Regions from separate parts of the Homo sapiens genome. Here region 2 is linked to region 1. A link is an interaction called in ENCODE POLR2A ChIA-PET data of the cell type or tissue named here. Cell type or tissue: Caco-2. All regions are shown on one strand. Links, peaks and the distances in the headings refer to the core of each region. The heading gives the core; the rest is flanking DNA. Region 1 has its middle 45 kb from the start of WLS. Region 2 has its middle 13 kb from the start of DEPDC1-AS2.

Region 1 (8,342 bases), core at 131-8,130:
CCACTTCTTATAACCTAAGCATTAAAAATGAACAGCTTTCCTTTTCTCTTTTGGTCTTCATTCTGAAGTCTCCTGTGTCATGTAAAATTAGAATTAAATTATTTTATTTTATTTATTATTATTATTATTATTATTGAGACAAAGTCTCACTCTGTCACCAGGCTGGAGTACAGTGGCGTGATCTCGGTTCACTGCAACCTCTGCCTCCCAGGTTCAAGTGATTCTCCTGCCTCAGCCTCTTGAGTAGCTGGAACTACATGCACTGTGCCACCATGCCCGGCTAATTTTTTGTATTTTTAGTAGAGATGGGGTTTCACCGTGTTAGCCAGGCTGGTCTTGAACTTCTGACCTCAGGTGATCCACCCGCCTCGGCCTCCCAAAGTGCTGGGCCACCGCGCCTGGCCAGGATTAAATAATTTTATTATGCTTTTCTCTTGTTAACCTTTCATTATAAGGGTGACAGCTTATGATGTGGAGGAAAGAGATCACCCTCTTTCTTTCCCTACAATGATGATAATGATGACGATGATAATGACTGGACAAAGAAGGAGCTATAAACGTAATGGTTGCTTTTTTGGATTTCTAAATGCCAGGGAGTCAAAAGAGCCCTGTCAAAACATCCTGCTTCATATAAGGTAAGAGATATTCCTGGCATAATGTTCACAAAGTATTAAGTATTACTTATTAGTAATAAGTATTCAGACATTTTTGCCTTTCTCTGTATTAAGGGGGTCTAAAATATTTTATTGTAGCATAAAAGTTGTTTTGAGTTAAAAACATTTGAGAATGTGCTTTTTTTCCTTCATTATCTGCCTAAGAGCACAGCCTCCTATTAGAAGTCAAGATAACAAAACTGTCATTGTAAATCCCCTCTTTGGTAGCAACGAGGGAAGACTGACTCTCTTATCAGCTTCCTACCCAAACAAACAGACATTGTCACAAAACTATGGTGTCTCCCATCTACCCTCCTGTAGAAGAGGAAAGGTGTAATAACTTTTCTTACCCATCATAAGGATCATGGCCAACACTCCTATAACAAAAGGCAAGAGAACAAGAGAAAAGCATGACAAATGTATTTAACCAAAGTTTTATGTGACATGGGAGCCTTGAGAAATAAAGAGCCAAAGACCCAGGGAAAATTGTCTGTTTTTATGCTTAGGTTTGATGAAGAACTGACAGCCATATAGAAATGTGATTAGACAAAAAGGTATGATCTAATGCTAACAGACTGACAGGAGAAACCCAGCCAGGCCTGCCTTTCTGTTCAGATTCTTCTCGGCCTCCCTATGTAACATTCCTTCCTCCTGGGTATGAGGCTGGACTCCTCTGGAATGAGATTCTTCAAGACAGAAGGAGAAGAGTGGACTTCCTAGGTTTTATGGCATGCTTGGAGGAAGAGGAGTTCTGGTTTCTATGACCCACCTTGGGGAAGAGGAGTTCTGGTTTCTATGACTCATTTACTTAGGCGAAGAAAAAGAGACAGGAGATAGGAGGGTAGGAAGAGGTCAGAGAAACCCTGTTTCTGAGGTCCTTCCAATGTCCTTCAGTTCAAAGTACTCAGCATGCCAAGGTGCCATACTTTGGGGTATCAGATTCTGAGCCCCAACACTCCTAAGGGCCCATTTATCTTTCCTAAAAAACATTTGTTTTCCTGTAAGTACCCTTCTTCTCCTGTTAAGATAGTATACACGCTCCAAATTCTATTAACAACTGCCTCCTTGAGTGGTTATGAATGCCAACATACATTTGATATATGTGAACAAAAATCTGTCTTTTGCCTTGCTAATCTGTCTTTTGTCAGTTTAATATGCAGACCCTCAAGCACTAACCATAAGAGGGTAGAGAAAAAGCTTTTTTCTCTCCAACAGCATCATCTCCTTCTGGGAAAATAAGACTCACCCTTCAAGACCCAGCTCAATGCTGCATTTTTCCTTCAATAGGAAGTGTTCTGTCCTTCTTCCAACCTTCTAAGAAATTTGCTGATATCTCTTTTAGAGCATTTCTCTCATATATCTTACAATAATGTACCATTTGTTTCCTCTGTCATATTCATATATATATATATATATATATATATATATATATATATTTAAACAAAGTCTTGTTCTGTTGCCAGGCTGGAATGCCGTGGCATGATCTTGGCTAGCTGCAACCTCCGACTCCCTGGTTCAAGCGATTCTCCCGCCTCAGTCTCCCGAGTAGCTGGGATTACAAGCACACGCCACCATGCCCAACTAATTTTTTGTATTTTTAGTAGAGATGGAGTTTCACCATGTTGGCCAGGATGGTCTCGATCTCCTGACCTTGTGATCCACCCACCTCGGCCTCCCAAAGTGCTGGGATTACAGATGTGAGCCACCGCTCCCGGCCTACTTTTTTCTTTCTTTTTTTTTTTTTTTGAGACAGAGTCTCATTCTGTCGCTCAGGCTGGAGTGCAGTGGTAAAATCTTGGCTCACTGCAACCTCTGCCTCCTGAGCTCAAGCAATTCTCCTGCCTCAGCCTCTGAGTAGCTGGGATTACCGGCACCCACCACCATGCCTGGCTAATTTTTGTATTTTTAGTAGAGACAGGGTTTCACCACGTTGGCCAGGCTGGTCTTGAACTCCTGACCTCAAATGATCTTCCCTCTTTGGCCTCTCAAAGTGCTAAGATTACAGGCGTGAGCCACCGTGCCTAGCCTAATATACATGTTTTAAAGACAAAGACTGGTTCTATCCCACGTTTGGGCTTCCAGTACTTTGTATATCTAATAGACACTTGGTAAATATTCAGTGAAAGAATATGGCCTGGAAGGAAGAAATGAAATATGTCTGTTGGCCTCAGCATCAGGAATCTGAATAGTTCCTAAGCCGGTGGCAGTCACTTCTTAGCTATTAGCTTTGGCCAAGTCCCTTTTCATTCTCAGCCTCAGCTTCCTCATTTGCAAAATGAGAATAATAGCACCTCTGTGGAAACTTTCATTTTCATGGTGATTAGATGAGCCATCTCACTTAAACATCTAGCAGAATGTTTGGGACATCAAAGACACTCCATAAAGTTAGTTCCTCTCTGCTTCCTTCACACCTAACAGGGGTCTGTACTTTGAGGAAACTCAGTGGTCTTCACATCTTCATCCTATCTGAATATCACTTCCAGGAGCCTGCCTCCCTTTCTCCTGCCCAGGTTAAAATTGCCCCAAATAAGAACAACATAGGTGGGACAAATCCCTTCCAGAGCCGTAGAGAGCCAAAAAGCCAGGACTTCTGGAAGCTCCCCTGGTGTTCTAGGCATACTGTTAGATCAACTTGTCAGCTCACTGTTACCTGTGTCAGCTGAGAGAGGGAGGTTAGAATGGTGGTGGTGGTGGTGGTGGAGGGGGCTTAGCTGATAGAATTGAGCTTAGAAGATGAATGGGGATGGGTGAAGTGGCCACATAAGATGGCTAGGCCAAGAGAAAGGAGGGCTTTGGTAATGAGAACAATGTCTTTATATGTGTGTTTCTCTGGGAATATATATAAATCTGTGTGATTTTGTTCTCCGTGTGAATCTGTATGTCTCTGCTTATGTGTACAGGAGAATCACCTAAGAGAAATCCATCCATCTATCCATCCATCCATACATCCATCCATCCATCCATCCATCCATTCATCCATCCATCTATCCATGCTTCCACTCATGTATTCATTCAGTCAGTCATCCGTTCATTTTATTTAAATTAAAAGAGATTTCCAACCATCTATTCATCCATCCATTTATTCATTCAGTCAGTCATCTTTTCATTTCATTCAAATTAAAAGAGCTTTTTAAAATGCTTCAGGTACTAGAGAAAAAAAGTTAAATAAAATATCCTCTACCTGCAAGGAGTCTGACTATAATCTGTTTGCAGTTTGTTGGAAACAGACAAGTAAGTATTTTACAAATACTGTTCTAAGATAGAGGCTAGCACAAGATGCTAGGAAACAGACCAAGGAAAGAACCCTGGAAAAAGAAGTACTAAGTTGGGCTTTTTGGTTTTGTTTTTTTTCTTCTTTGCAGGTTCCAAAAATACATTTAGCTCCATATATTCCCCATCCCACCTCCTTCCACCCCAGAGTTTGTTTAAGGAGATTTTTTTCTTTTGACTTGTGCTAAAAACCCAGTGCCGCAGCATTTCCTCTCTGGTATAGAGGCCATCCTTCTCCACCAATTTCAATAAAATAAAATCAAAGTAACTTTTAGTTATATCACTTCCCCTTGTTTGTTGTGGGAAATTATGAACTCTTTGAGGCACCAGCACAGTTTCTTAGAATATAGAAAAGGCTCAATAAACATTTCCCGAATAGTGGGCAAGTGAATGAAAGAATGAAGTTCTCTACCTGTGCAAGTCTTATGTGTCACATGGAGACCCCTCCTCTGGATTCTCAGGGTCATGAGAGCAGCCTGACACTGGGTCTGGCCATCCAGAAGCACTTAAAAAGTGATAGATAATAGTGTAATTAGTTACTACCATCTATAATTACTATTTAGTGGGTGGTTCCAAAATATTTAACATATTTATTTTTACTTTTAGAGTAAATGGGTTGGGGGGTGGGGCGGGCAATGGAGAGAGAGAACACTTTCAGGCCATGATGAAAACCATGTGAGGCACTCCACAGCTGTTTTTCAGACCTCTGCAGGAGCACCATGCATTGCCTCCTTCTCTCAGCCAAATTCCAAGATCTAAGGGTTACCCCCCAGGAGGGAACATGCCATTCCCAGCAGAGTCCATTATCTCTTGCAACCTGTTATCTAAACAGATTGTCTCCTTGGCTCCATTAGATGAGCAGATAAGCATACCTGAAGCTCCTGGGGCGCTCTGCCATTTACATAAGATCCCAGTGCCTTGGGCCACTGCCTAGTGCCTAAGGAACCCAAAGGTTGTCTCTCTCAGAACTCAAGACTTTCACTCCTTTGCCTCCTAGGCATTTGCCAGTCACAGAATTCTCCACTACCAGGCCTCTTGGCAAACCAAGTGTCCAGACCAGTCTGATTCCCCAGGTTTAATCCTAAACCAGTAGCTTGCGTCTTCCTTTGCTGAGACCTACTTTGAAAGCCAAAAGGACTGAGTTGTCTGCAAATAATTCCAATGCCACCATGAGATTTGGGGTTTATTTTATTTTATTAGAAACAGGCTTTTGTTATGTCATCCAAGCTGACATGGAACTCCTGGGCTCAAGTGATCCTCCCACATCAGCCTCCTGAGTAGCTGGAACTACAGGTGCATGTCATCACACCTCGCTTTTAGGATTTGTTTTTAATAGAAGTGAGTTATCCATTAGCATTTGTGAGACATATCTGGAACGTCACCTCAAGTATGAAGACTGACTTAACTCACTCCAGCTACCTGGATTTTCATTTTGAAAAACTAATGTCTAGGCCTGGAGCTACAGTTTTGCTCCCAGTTCAAAAATGTCTGGCATATAATAGGTGCATAAGAAATGTTGTTCCAATTAATGGAGAAAATGTCAGTTTGGCCTTCATCTGAATGAAACATTTACCTTGTTTGGGTAGAGAGTTATGAATCTGGAGATGGCTGGTCCCTCAGTCTACCCGTTCAGAAAGAACATCACTCAGTAAATCATACCAGGCAGTCAGTCGGCACTTTCAAAAACTGTGCTTCATTATGGTAGGACTGGGAGTATAGAAGGAACAAAGGGAGTGTGTGTGTGTGTGTGTGTGTGTGTGTAAATATATATATATATAACTTGCATAATTTTAAATTTTATACAATAAAGATAGAGCATACATATGACAAAATACTAACATGAATGAACCCTTCATGTTATGGAAATATATACTACGTCTGTTCTTTTCTATATTCTGTATTTTTTGTTGTTGTTCATAAGAGACAGGGTCTTGCTCTGTCACCAACTAGAGTGCAGTGGTGTGATTATATCTCACTATAACCTCGAACCCCTGGACTCAAGGGATTCCTTGAGGCTGGGATCACCTTAGCGTCCCCAGATGCTGGAATTACAGGAGTGAGCTGCCGCCCCAACCATATATTCTATTTCTAGCTACTCTATATTTCTATTTCTGAAAATTGTCAATTTTTTTTTTTTTTGTCATTGTTGTTGTTGTTGTTTAAGATGGAATCTCACTCTGTCGCCCAGGCTGGAGTGCATTGGTGCGATCTTGGCTCACTGTAGCCTCCACCTCCCAGGTTCAAGTGATTCTTCTGCCTCAGCCTCCTGAGTAGCTGGAAATACAGATGTGCACCACCATGCCCAGCTAATCTTTGTATTTCTTTAGTAGAATCGGGGTTTCACCATGTTGGCCAGGCTCAAACTCCTGACCTCAAGTGATCCTACCACCTGGGCCTCCCAAAGTGCTGAGATTACAATCATGAGCCCCCGCACCCTGCCCAAAGTTTTTTGTTTTTTTTTTTTAACTATGTTGCAAGGATTTGATCACCTAGAGAATGTGGATTAAAGGGAACCAGAGCTCTTTCACAAAGGCAGAATGTCTTCTGCTCCTATCTTTTTGAAAATGTACACTTAGTCCTACATCCCTCACAACAACATGAAGTGTTCAATATTACACTAGTCATTTTGCAGATGAAAAAAAATGAGGCATTGAGACATTAATTAACCAGCTCAAGATGATACAGATCTATCTGACTGAACTGGGCTTCAAAACAAGCAGCCTGTCTTCAGAACTCTCCCCTTTAATCATTGTCATAATGAACCAGAACCATCTGTAACAGAGAATGGAGCAGCAAGAATAGCTATCTTCTGCCTCTTTTCTGGAGCCAAAAACTGATCTGGAGAACTTCACACTCTTTCTAAGGCCATGTTATCTCAACCTTTTTCCCCGCTTTTATCCCTACTCTCTGCCTATTAAGTAGACTTTTTAGATCTTTTCTGATCATTCCCTCCCCACGAAATTTTAATACCACATATATGCCTTATATCTGTTTACGTATGATGAGGGGCCACAAAACATTTTTATATTTAAGATTTTTTTTAACCTTCCTAATAACCAACTTTCACCTCCGTGGCGGCAACATTGTCCCCCATTAAGAATGTGTGTTCTGAGGAAACCAATATTGAAGATTTCTGTAAGATCTTTTATGTTGCCATTGTTTATCCATATGTCACAAATACATGGTGTGAAACAAAAATCTCCCACATAGACTCCCACAGGAAATACAGTAATGGGAGAATTTCGGTTCTTTCTCCCTGGCTTCCGAGGTTGTGTCTCAGGAGCAACTGCTGGGGTGTTCATGAGGGGATGGAGAGTGAGTAACACCACAGTAATTGCCTCAGAGCTGGAGACTCCTGTTGTCCTTATTATACAGAGCCAGTTTCCAATTACATGTGCTAATGAGGTCCAGCAGTAAGATGGGTAATTGCAATCCACAAGAACTCCCAAACCTCATTTAGAAAGCTGTTTCAAGCATCTCTTGAGCCTGTGAACCAGACTAGGATAACTATTCCTCTTCTTCTTGAACCTGTAAGAACCAGACTGGGATGACTGTTGATTTTCCATTGTTTCCAGCCTCAAACAGAGAAGGAATAACGATCGGGCCTTGTTCACCTTGCATGTTTTTACTCAGGGCATTCCGTGAACCAAGCACTTTGTTGACCCCATTCACAGAGATGTCTAGTATGTACCCATAGGCTGCATATGTGGTAGGTATCGTCCTTTCTATTTTGAAGATGTGAAACTGACTGATGCAAAGTGTTACCAGTAGGAAGTAGCACAGTCAGGGTTCAAAATCTGGTGGTTCTAATTCCAGGTACATTCCTTCATGGTATCTTCAAAGCCTTATGAAAAAACTGGAAAGACCTGGAAAATGTTCAATTCAATTGAATTCAGTGCAATTTGAATTGTTAATCAATTTAAATGTTCATCATTTGAGCTTTAAAGGTAGGCAAACTGGTTTTTTTTCTTTCTAACTATATGTCCATAAGAAATTTCCTTAATGGCCCTTGCATGTTATTCAAAATTCTAATTAGTAAAACTGTATCGTCATGAAGATTAAATGAGGTAATGTTATCAAGCACCTACTATATCATCTGCATCAAAATATCCTGTTTCCTACTCCATTCATCGGTTTGGTCCTTGTATCATTTTGTATCATTTCTTTGTTTTTTCCCCTTGTGGCCTTATTGTTTCCTGACATTTTAAAATATCTATCTGGCCTTCAGAGCTGAATTGTAAGAACTTCAGGATCAGGAGCTGTTCTCATAAAGATGGTTCTCAAATTTCGAAATTTTTATCTTTTTTTTTTTTTTTTTTTTTTGAGATGGAGTCTCGCTCTATTGCCCAGGCTGGAGTGCAGTGGCACAATATCGATTCACTGCAACCTCTGCCTCCTGAGTTCAAATGATTCTCCTGC
Region 2 (8,342 bases), core at 272-8,271, 190 kb before region 1:
TCAAAATATCAAACATAATGCACAGCATCTGGAATATATATGGAATGAGCACGGATTTTGGGGATCACACAGAACTGCGTTCTTGGGACTCATTACTTACCAGCTGTGTGAAACCTTTAAAATGTTACTTAAACTTTCTGAGATGCAGGCTTTTTATTTAAAATATGGGGATAATATTTTCTTCATTAAATGTTTGAGAGTTCTCAAATGACATGTATAAAGTGCCTAGTACAGAATGTGCATACAGTATGCCTTCAATTGATAATAGTGCCCTTTTCCTTGAAATTAAAACAGAAATATCTCTAGACCATTTATTGCTTTTGTGCCCAGAAAATTTAAAAGTTGTGAACATATCATTGCCCTTTTAGAGAAAATAGAGTATGAAGGAACTGTCTTCCTAGAAAACTTATCCATCTCTTTTCATTCTGACATCCTTTAAAATTTAGCTATAGATGTATATGTTAATACCTGCATAGAATATTACTGTTAGATAGTTATAAGAAATTGATAAATAGTGGTTGCTGAATTTTGGAGCTATAAAAGGGTCTTATTTCTTAATGTGTATATCCTTGGTATTATTTTAATTGCAATCATGTACAATATTACTTTTTGAAAATAAAAACACACAAAAACCACCTAGAAAAGAAAAATATATGAGACTGCCCTTACATTAAAAATGGACGATAAGGCCAAGCATGGTGGCTAATGCCTGTAGTCCCAGCACTTTGGGAGACCGAGACAAGCAGATTGCTTGAACCCAGGAGTTCAAGACCAGCCTGTGCAACATGGTGAAACCCCATCTCTACAAAACATACAAAAAGTAGCCCAGTGGTGTAGGCCTGAAATCCCACCTACTTGGGAGGCTGAAATGGGAGGATCACTGAGCCCAGGGAGCTTGAGGTTGCAGTGAGCCATGATTGCACCACTGCACTCCAGCCTGGGCAACAGAGTGAGACACTGTCTTAAAAAACAAAAACAAAAAAAAAACAAACAGAAAAGATAATTATCTCTCCCCATCTAATCTTTGCTTCTAAGTATAACAAGATATAAAAAAAAGAAAGTTTAAAAGAGCAATTCAGATTTTGTATAAACTTCCTTTGGAATCATAAAATATACTCTTAAGGGAACCTGTATACAATTTTCCTCAAAATTGATTAGAATAAACTACCTATAATTCTCTGAGGAAGCAGAGGCTGAGCTAGATATATTCAACTGCTAGCTCTTTGTCATGTAGTAGACAATGGTTTCTATTTGCAGACTTTTAAACAAAGCACTCTGCCTTGAAGTGAGCCTACCATCTACGTGGAAAACTAACATAAGTACGGTTACCTTGGTACATGCTACAAGGAGACAAGATTCTTTACCTATCTAACAAAATACTTAAGGCATGTTACATGTATTCCTCATACTATGATGATGCAGACATTGCAGGTTAGGCTAGAAGAGATACAATAAAATCTGTGATATCTGGAAGATATAGGTTAGAAGAATTGGTAATTAATTATCTTACCTGTAGTTTCCAAAGACTTCTGAATCAAATTTATTAGACTTTAACATCTACTATGTTATTGCATAGTATCCACAGTAATAGTCACCAATCTCTGCCACCCTTCACCTGACTAAATCAGACTAATTTCTTAGTACTCAGCTGAGGCACCACCTACCCTACTAAGTGGATCTCCTCCTGTGTGTGCTCCCAAAAGACCCTGTATCTGTGTCCATTACTGAACTTACCACATTTTGTTAAAATATTTTGTTTATATGCCTGGCTTCTTCCATCAAACCATGAGTTTCTGGAGAGTAAGAACTTTCTTGTTCATTTTTATTAACTCCAATACCTATCACAGTACCTAGTGAAGTAAATCAAACTATTTCACTCCAAAATATATTTCCTTGACATATTTTGAGATAGCTGTTTAGAAATCCTGTAAACAGAAGTAGCTCTACCAAGCTGTCTTTTGTGGAGGAGATTTACATCTGTAGAGAATCTGCATTGATGCAGGCAGGCCTTCTCTTGTCCAGATCTAGGAAAGATTAACTGAGAGTCAGAACCCTTTAAAGGTCTGAAAGAAACATTTACCATCTATTCTCTTTGAGGGTTACTACCTGTGAGGTTTCATTTATCTAACAAGACCATCTTTGCTAGCCAGGCCTCCTCTTCTCTTCTCTCTCCCATAACATGTCTTGCCAATATAACCTGATTTAACCACCATCATCTGTTTTGGGCCATGCTCTGAGCCCCTATTTTTTCTGTATCCTCCAGACAGTATATGAGCTTCTGAATTTCATCACTCTGTGACTCTCCCCGTGTGCATGCTAATAGATTTATATGCTTTCTCCAAGCTGGCTTTTGTCATGTGATTTTTCAGTGAACCTTCACAAGGTAGATATTTTCCCTTGGCTCCTACATTAACATATACTTAGAAGTTACTCAAAAGATGTTAAATGAAATAAATGGAAGACTGGGTTTGTGTCAGGCCTGTGGCGCCAAAGTCTGTACATAAGAAAGCTTTGACAATGTTTCTGAAAAGTCCTCTTCCATAGTTTCTTGATTTTGATAAAATCAATCAGATTTTTGACTCCTCAGAAGGAAACAGTCAATCCTCATTATTCATAATTCTATATTTGCAAATTCACCTACTTGCTAAAATGGATTTGTAACCCCCAAATCAGTACTTGCAGCACTTTCATGGCTATTCAAAGACATACCCAGAGTGGTGTAATATTTGAGTCACCCAACATACACATTTCTTATCAAAGTCAAACAAGGTGATATTCTACCATCTTGTTTCAGCTCTTCTACTGTAAACAAGTGTCCTTTTTGAGGTGTGTTTAGTGCCACATTTTTCTGCTTTTTGTTGCCCATATCACTGTCTGAAATGGCCACAAAGTCTGGTTCTGAGATACTGTCTAGAGTCCCTGAGGACAAGGCCAATGTGCCTTACTAACAGAGAAAACGTATATGTTAGATAAACTTCATTCAGGTCTGAGTTATAGTGCTGTTGGCTGTGCATTCGATGTTAATGAATCAGCAATATACATAAAATAATGTGTCTTTATAATAGAAATAAATATAAAATAAGGTAATGTATTGATTCATTGATAAAAATGTTGGGCTTACAGTAGCCTAATCTTGTGTATCGGCTAGGAGCAAAAGTTCAGTATTCACTAATTCAGTATTTGCAGTGACTTTATAGAACATAACTTCTACAAATAATGAGAATCAATTGTAGTACCATATGTTTACAAAACAGTGGAGGTATCATGGTTGATTTGTTTTTCCTAAATATTTCTATATTTTCCAAATTTATAATCATGAATATGTACTAATTTTATGACAAGGAATAAAGCTTTTAAAAACAGAGACACTGTTTGTGATACTGTAGTATGAGTAAAAAGTAATTATGTAGCAGTCAGATCTAGGTTTGAGTCACCATTCTGCCACTTACTACCTATGTAACTTTGGAAAAGTTGTTTAACTTTTCATAACCTATTTCCCCATTTGTAAAACCAGGATAACACTATGGGACTTTATTCTGAGGATTAGAAACAATATAGCTAAGTTATCCAGCTCAATATTTAGCATACAATGGACATGCAATAAAAATGCAGGTATGAATATTATTAACTTTCTCCTATGATTAAACTACAGAAAATCTAGCCTCAATGGCTCACACATCTTTGGGAAATCATGACTTTTATCCTAGTTATTATCCCCATTCATAAGCACAAATTTTACAAACTCAATGCCTCAGCTTCTCATCCCTTATGTTCATTCTATCATTTTTTTTTAAGAGAGACAGGGTCTCACACTGTTGCCTAGGCTGCAGTGCAGTGGTACAATTATAGCTCATTACAGCCTCCAACTCCTAGGCTTAAGTGACCCTCCTGCCTCAGCCTCTGTAGTCACTGGGACCACAGGTACACACCACCACGCCTGATTAATTGTTGTTTTATTTTTCATAGAGATGGAGTCTTGCTATATTGTCCACTCCTGGCCTCAAGTGATCCTGCTGTTTCAGCCTCTCAAAGCGATGGGATTACAAACATGAGCCATCACACCCAGCTTATCAACTGTTTTTGAGTGTTCATGATGGGCAGGAACTATACTAACGTTGATTAAAATAGACAAGGGTCTTGCCTTGGTTCTTGCCATGGGTTAAAACATGTAATTTAGACTTTTGTAGGAGAACTATAGTGATTTTCACTTCCACTTACATACCCCTTTGAATACTGGGATATAGGGTTAAGACAATTAACCATAAAATATAGCATATTCTAAAAAATGCTTCTTTTTCAAATAAAGTCCCATCAAGTATTTGCTCAGGGACCACCCCAGTTGTTTGTTCTTTAAACTGCTTAATATGTGTGGCATTGGAGTGTTTGATTTTCTTTCAAACAATAATTCTCCAAAGCATGTTCCACATGTTCCCTTTCTTTGAGAGTTCATGACATTCTCCTCTTTCTTTCTGACAACCTGGGCAGATTAACATAGCAATACACTTACACTAGGTTAGTCTGCGATGGTCAACAGGACCTGACTAGTGTACACATTTAACATTTCTAAAATGAAAACTATTTCTAAAAGGAGTTTTTGAGAATAACTGAATTCATACCCCAGTTACATTTAATAAGGTTGATTTAACTTGAACAGAATTAGTGACAGAATTTATGCTTCTAAAACTAAACTACACAATGGGAAGTTCCCCTTGACCTCCCATACAGGGAGGGGTAGCAGTGTGTTTCTGTGTTTCTCCTTACTTCTGTGTTTCTCTGCCAGTCATGATCTGCCCACCTGTGTTGCCCTGTTCCTTGGTGTAGGGGCATTTGAAGTGTCACTTCCTGTGTTCTCATATTTTGTCCAAGAGGCAGAAAAATTCTCTCCACCTATGGCCCAGTGTCCTGTTGCTCCCATGAACAGAACAGTTTGCTCCCCTCTCCCGTGGGATGCAGCCCTTCTGCATTTGTCTATTTGATCTTATCTCAGCTTTTAAGTTGCGTTCTGTGTCTCTCTACCTTACATTATCATGTCCTCTCTCTGCATATTCTCTTCTGCTTCAGTGCTCCACCATGTTGGAAAGACTATTTACCTTTGGGAAATGATTTTATTTTGCCACCAGGAAACCACTCCTTTCCCCTAGTGTTTCTTCTCTCACACGCCACGGATCCCGAGAACAGGACACAATAAGTAGATTTTCTTCATTCCAGAGCATCCTGGGCCATAGCTACACAGCAGGGATCAAAGCAGGCACACATCAAAAGCAACCCTGCTGAGAAATGCGGCCCTGAGGCTTCAGCGCCTCAGGCTCATTATCCTCACTGCCTGAAAGTCATGTATATCTCATCTCGTCTTCCCCTTGTCTGCTGTTCCTTCTCCACACCCAGCAGAGATCCACTCTTTACTAAACTTTCTTAACAACTCAAGATAAAAACTCTTTCCCCTTCTCTTCCCCTGCTTCTTCCTCTCCTAATTAACTGATAAACAATTTCAGTGATACTCACATGTTCACTTAACATTTCTTAAACCCTTACTTTGTGCCAGGTACTATGTTAAGTGATGGGGCTAGAAAAATGAACGACACCTTCCCTGCTCTCAAATAGCTTTTTAACTAATGGAGCAAGACAGGCAACACCTAAACAGATCTATATAGTGTGATGAAGTTGGTGGTAGAGGCAGGCACAGATCTTTTGAGAGTAAATGGGAGAGGCCCCATTTCTTATACAAGGTGATGCCCTTGCTGAATATTTTGCCAGACAAAGGGTGTAGAGATGTAGGGAAGGGGAATGGGGGTGTATGTCCTGGCAGACAGCTGGAAATCAAAAGGGTGAGAATAGCAGAGGTGCTCTGAGGTGGGGAGGGTAATAGAAGAAGGTCAGGATTGCTGAACTATGTATTTGTAGCAGGGAATTACTAGAGATAGGGCTAGCAAGAAAGAACATCACAGAAATTCATTTGAGTCATATTCAAGAACTTCAACTTTATCCTGTACAGATGAGCTTTATGGCCAGGTGCAGTGGCTTACACCTGTATTCCCAGCACTTCGGGAGGCCAAGGCAGGTGGATCACCTGAGGTCCGGTGTTCAAGACAAGACTGGCCAACATGACAAAACCTCTTCTCTACTAAAAATACAAAAATTAGCCCAGTGCAGTGGCGTGTGCCTGTAGTCTCAGCTACTGGGGAGGCTGAGGCAGGAGAAACACTTGAATCTGGGAGGGCGAGGTTGCAGTGAGCCATGAACACGCCACTGTACTTCAGCCTGGGTGACAGAGAGAGACTCCAACTCAAAAAAAAAAAAAAAAAGAAAGAAAGAAAAGAAAAATAAGCTTTACTAAAATATAACCTCCTTTGGTAGGTAGAATAATGGGGCCCCAAATCAGTCCACATCCTAATGTCCAAAACCTGCGATTATGTTACCTTACGTGATAAAATAAAACTTTGCATAAGTGATTAAAGTGAGAATTCTGAGGTGAGGAAATTATCCTGGATTATCTGGATGTACTCAATATAATCACAAGAGTCCTTATAAGAGGAAAGCAGGAGGATCAGTCAAAGAGAGAAGGTGTAGAGATGGAAGCAGAAATCAGAGAGGAGAGAAGATGCTGTGCTGCTGATTTAACAGAGGGAGGAGGGTGCCACAAGCCAAGGACTATAAGCAGCCTCTAGAAACTGGAACCAGCAAGGGAACATCTTATCCCCCAGGGGCTTCAGAAAGAGTTTGTTGTGACAGATGCTGGGAATTTGCCAGATGGACAAGGGAAGGAAAGGAGGTCCAAGCAAAGGGCTAGATGGGGTGAAGAAAGGGAAGCCTGAAACTATTTTAGACTTCTGAACTCCAGAACTATAAGATAATAAATTTGTGTTGTTTTGAGCCACTTAAATGTGTGGTAATTTGTTACAGCAGCAATTGGAAACTAATACATTCTTTGAGAGCAGGAATTTTTGTTTCACTTGCTGCTGTATCTCTAGTGCCTGAACACTGTCCAGTACATAGAAGACACTCAGTAAACATTTGTAAAGTGAGTGAGGGAGGGAGGACTCACAATGAGGAACCCACAGAGAAGACCTGAGGCCTAACTACTGAGTCCTCAGTGCATAGCATGTGACTGTTTTGCCCCACCATCTTGACCTAATGTGCTTTTCCATTAGTATTCAAGGTCATATGCCAGGGAATAATTGAACACACAGGACAGATAGGACCCATCTTTCTGCAGAATCAATTTGTCATAACATTTTGGAGAAGAAAAAGGATGTACTCATGTAAACATAGTATTTTATGTGGTAGGCTATATGAATTTTTAAGAAACTTCAAAGAAATGTGGTCCCTCCAGCCGGTGGCCTCTGGCTAGGTCTTAAACATGGAGCATCTTTTGGTGAAGAGAGTTGAGAAGCGCATGAATACTGTTAATGATGGGAAAATCCCCACTCAGGCAGAGCTGCTCTCTTAAGCTCTCCACGTGTTATTCTCTTCTGTCTTATGAGAAGAGTTTCTGAGCATTTTTCTTTACTATGTTTCCAAAATTGATATTCATTTGCTATGGTTTGCCTTTCTTATTACTCTGCTACCACCTTGTAAATCAAGGTTTACAATGATCTATATGATCTTTTACAAATCGCTTAACCTCTTTGGGTCTTAGTTTCTTCACCTGTAAACTGAGTATTTTCCACCAAGAGATCTTTAAGGTCTACCTCAAATTTTAAATTATGTGATAATATGTTCTATAGGATTAGTTAACTGCTAATAATAGGTGGCTCAGAGCAAAGCAAATATTTATTTCTTAATGCCTGTTCCTTATTTTTAATTATAGTTTGTATCAGGTAACTATTTTTGCATTAAACAGCCACCCCAAAATTTAGAGACTTAAAAGTAATGAACACTTATTTAGCTCACAATTCTGTAGGTGATCAATTTCACCTGGAATCTGAAGGGCACGTTTTCTGGTCTTGGCTGCTATAGAATGGCCTCAGCTGAAATGTCTCATTTCTGCTTCATGTGGTCTCTTATTCTCTAGCAGGTTACCCTGGGCTTTTTCTCAAGACAGAGGCAAAATCTCAAAAGACAGAGTGGAATTGTTCAAGGCCTGCAGAAGATTAGGCTTGGAACTGGTGCACTGTCCCTTCCACTGCATTTTACTGGCCTAAGGAAGTCACATGGCCAGCCCAGATTTAAGAATTGGAAAAATAGACTCATCTCTTGATAAGAGGAGTTGCCCAGACACATTGCAGAGAGCATGGAAATAGGGAAAATATAAATTTGGGCCACCATTTCTGTCAATCTTCCCCATTGTCCAATGATTTTTTTCTTTCTTCCCTATAGTATCTTAGCTACTCTCATTCTTAACT

The links. Peaks named below come from ENCODE experiments on the same cell type or tissue, not always from the same donor. Only the 100,000 strongest peaks of a DNase experiment are listed, where the experiment ranks them.
Region 2: POLR2A ChIA-PET joins it to region 1 with 5 read pairs; 1 of 35 experiments calls an interaction of 5 or more read pairs at or near these places.

Annotation. Positions count from the first base shown.
Region 1 is chr1:68,273,024-68,281,365 of GRCh38, reverse strand. No RefSeq gene overlaps it. Among named protein-coding and RNA genes, the nearest start is that of WLS, 45 kb to the right of the region's middle. RefSeq lists enhancers at 2,732-3,316, 4,398-5,025. In Caco-2, for the core only: no CTCF peak of the experiment used is centred there; a DNase peak (open chromatin) is centred at 4,745.
Region 2 is chr1:68,462,014-68,470,355 of GRCh38, reverse strand. No RefSeq gene overlaps it. Among named protein-coding and RNA genes, the nearest start is that of DEPDC1-AS2, 13 kb to the left of the region's middle. RefSeq lists an enhancer at 4,878-5,513. In Caco-2, for the core only: no CTCF peak of the experiment used is centred there; a DNase peak (open chromatin) is centred at 5,255.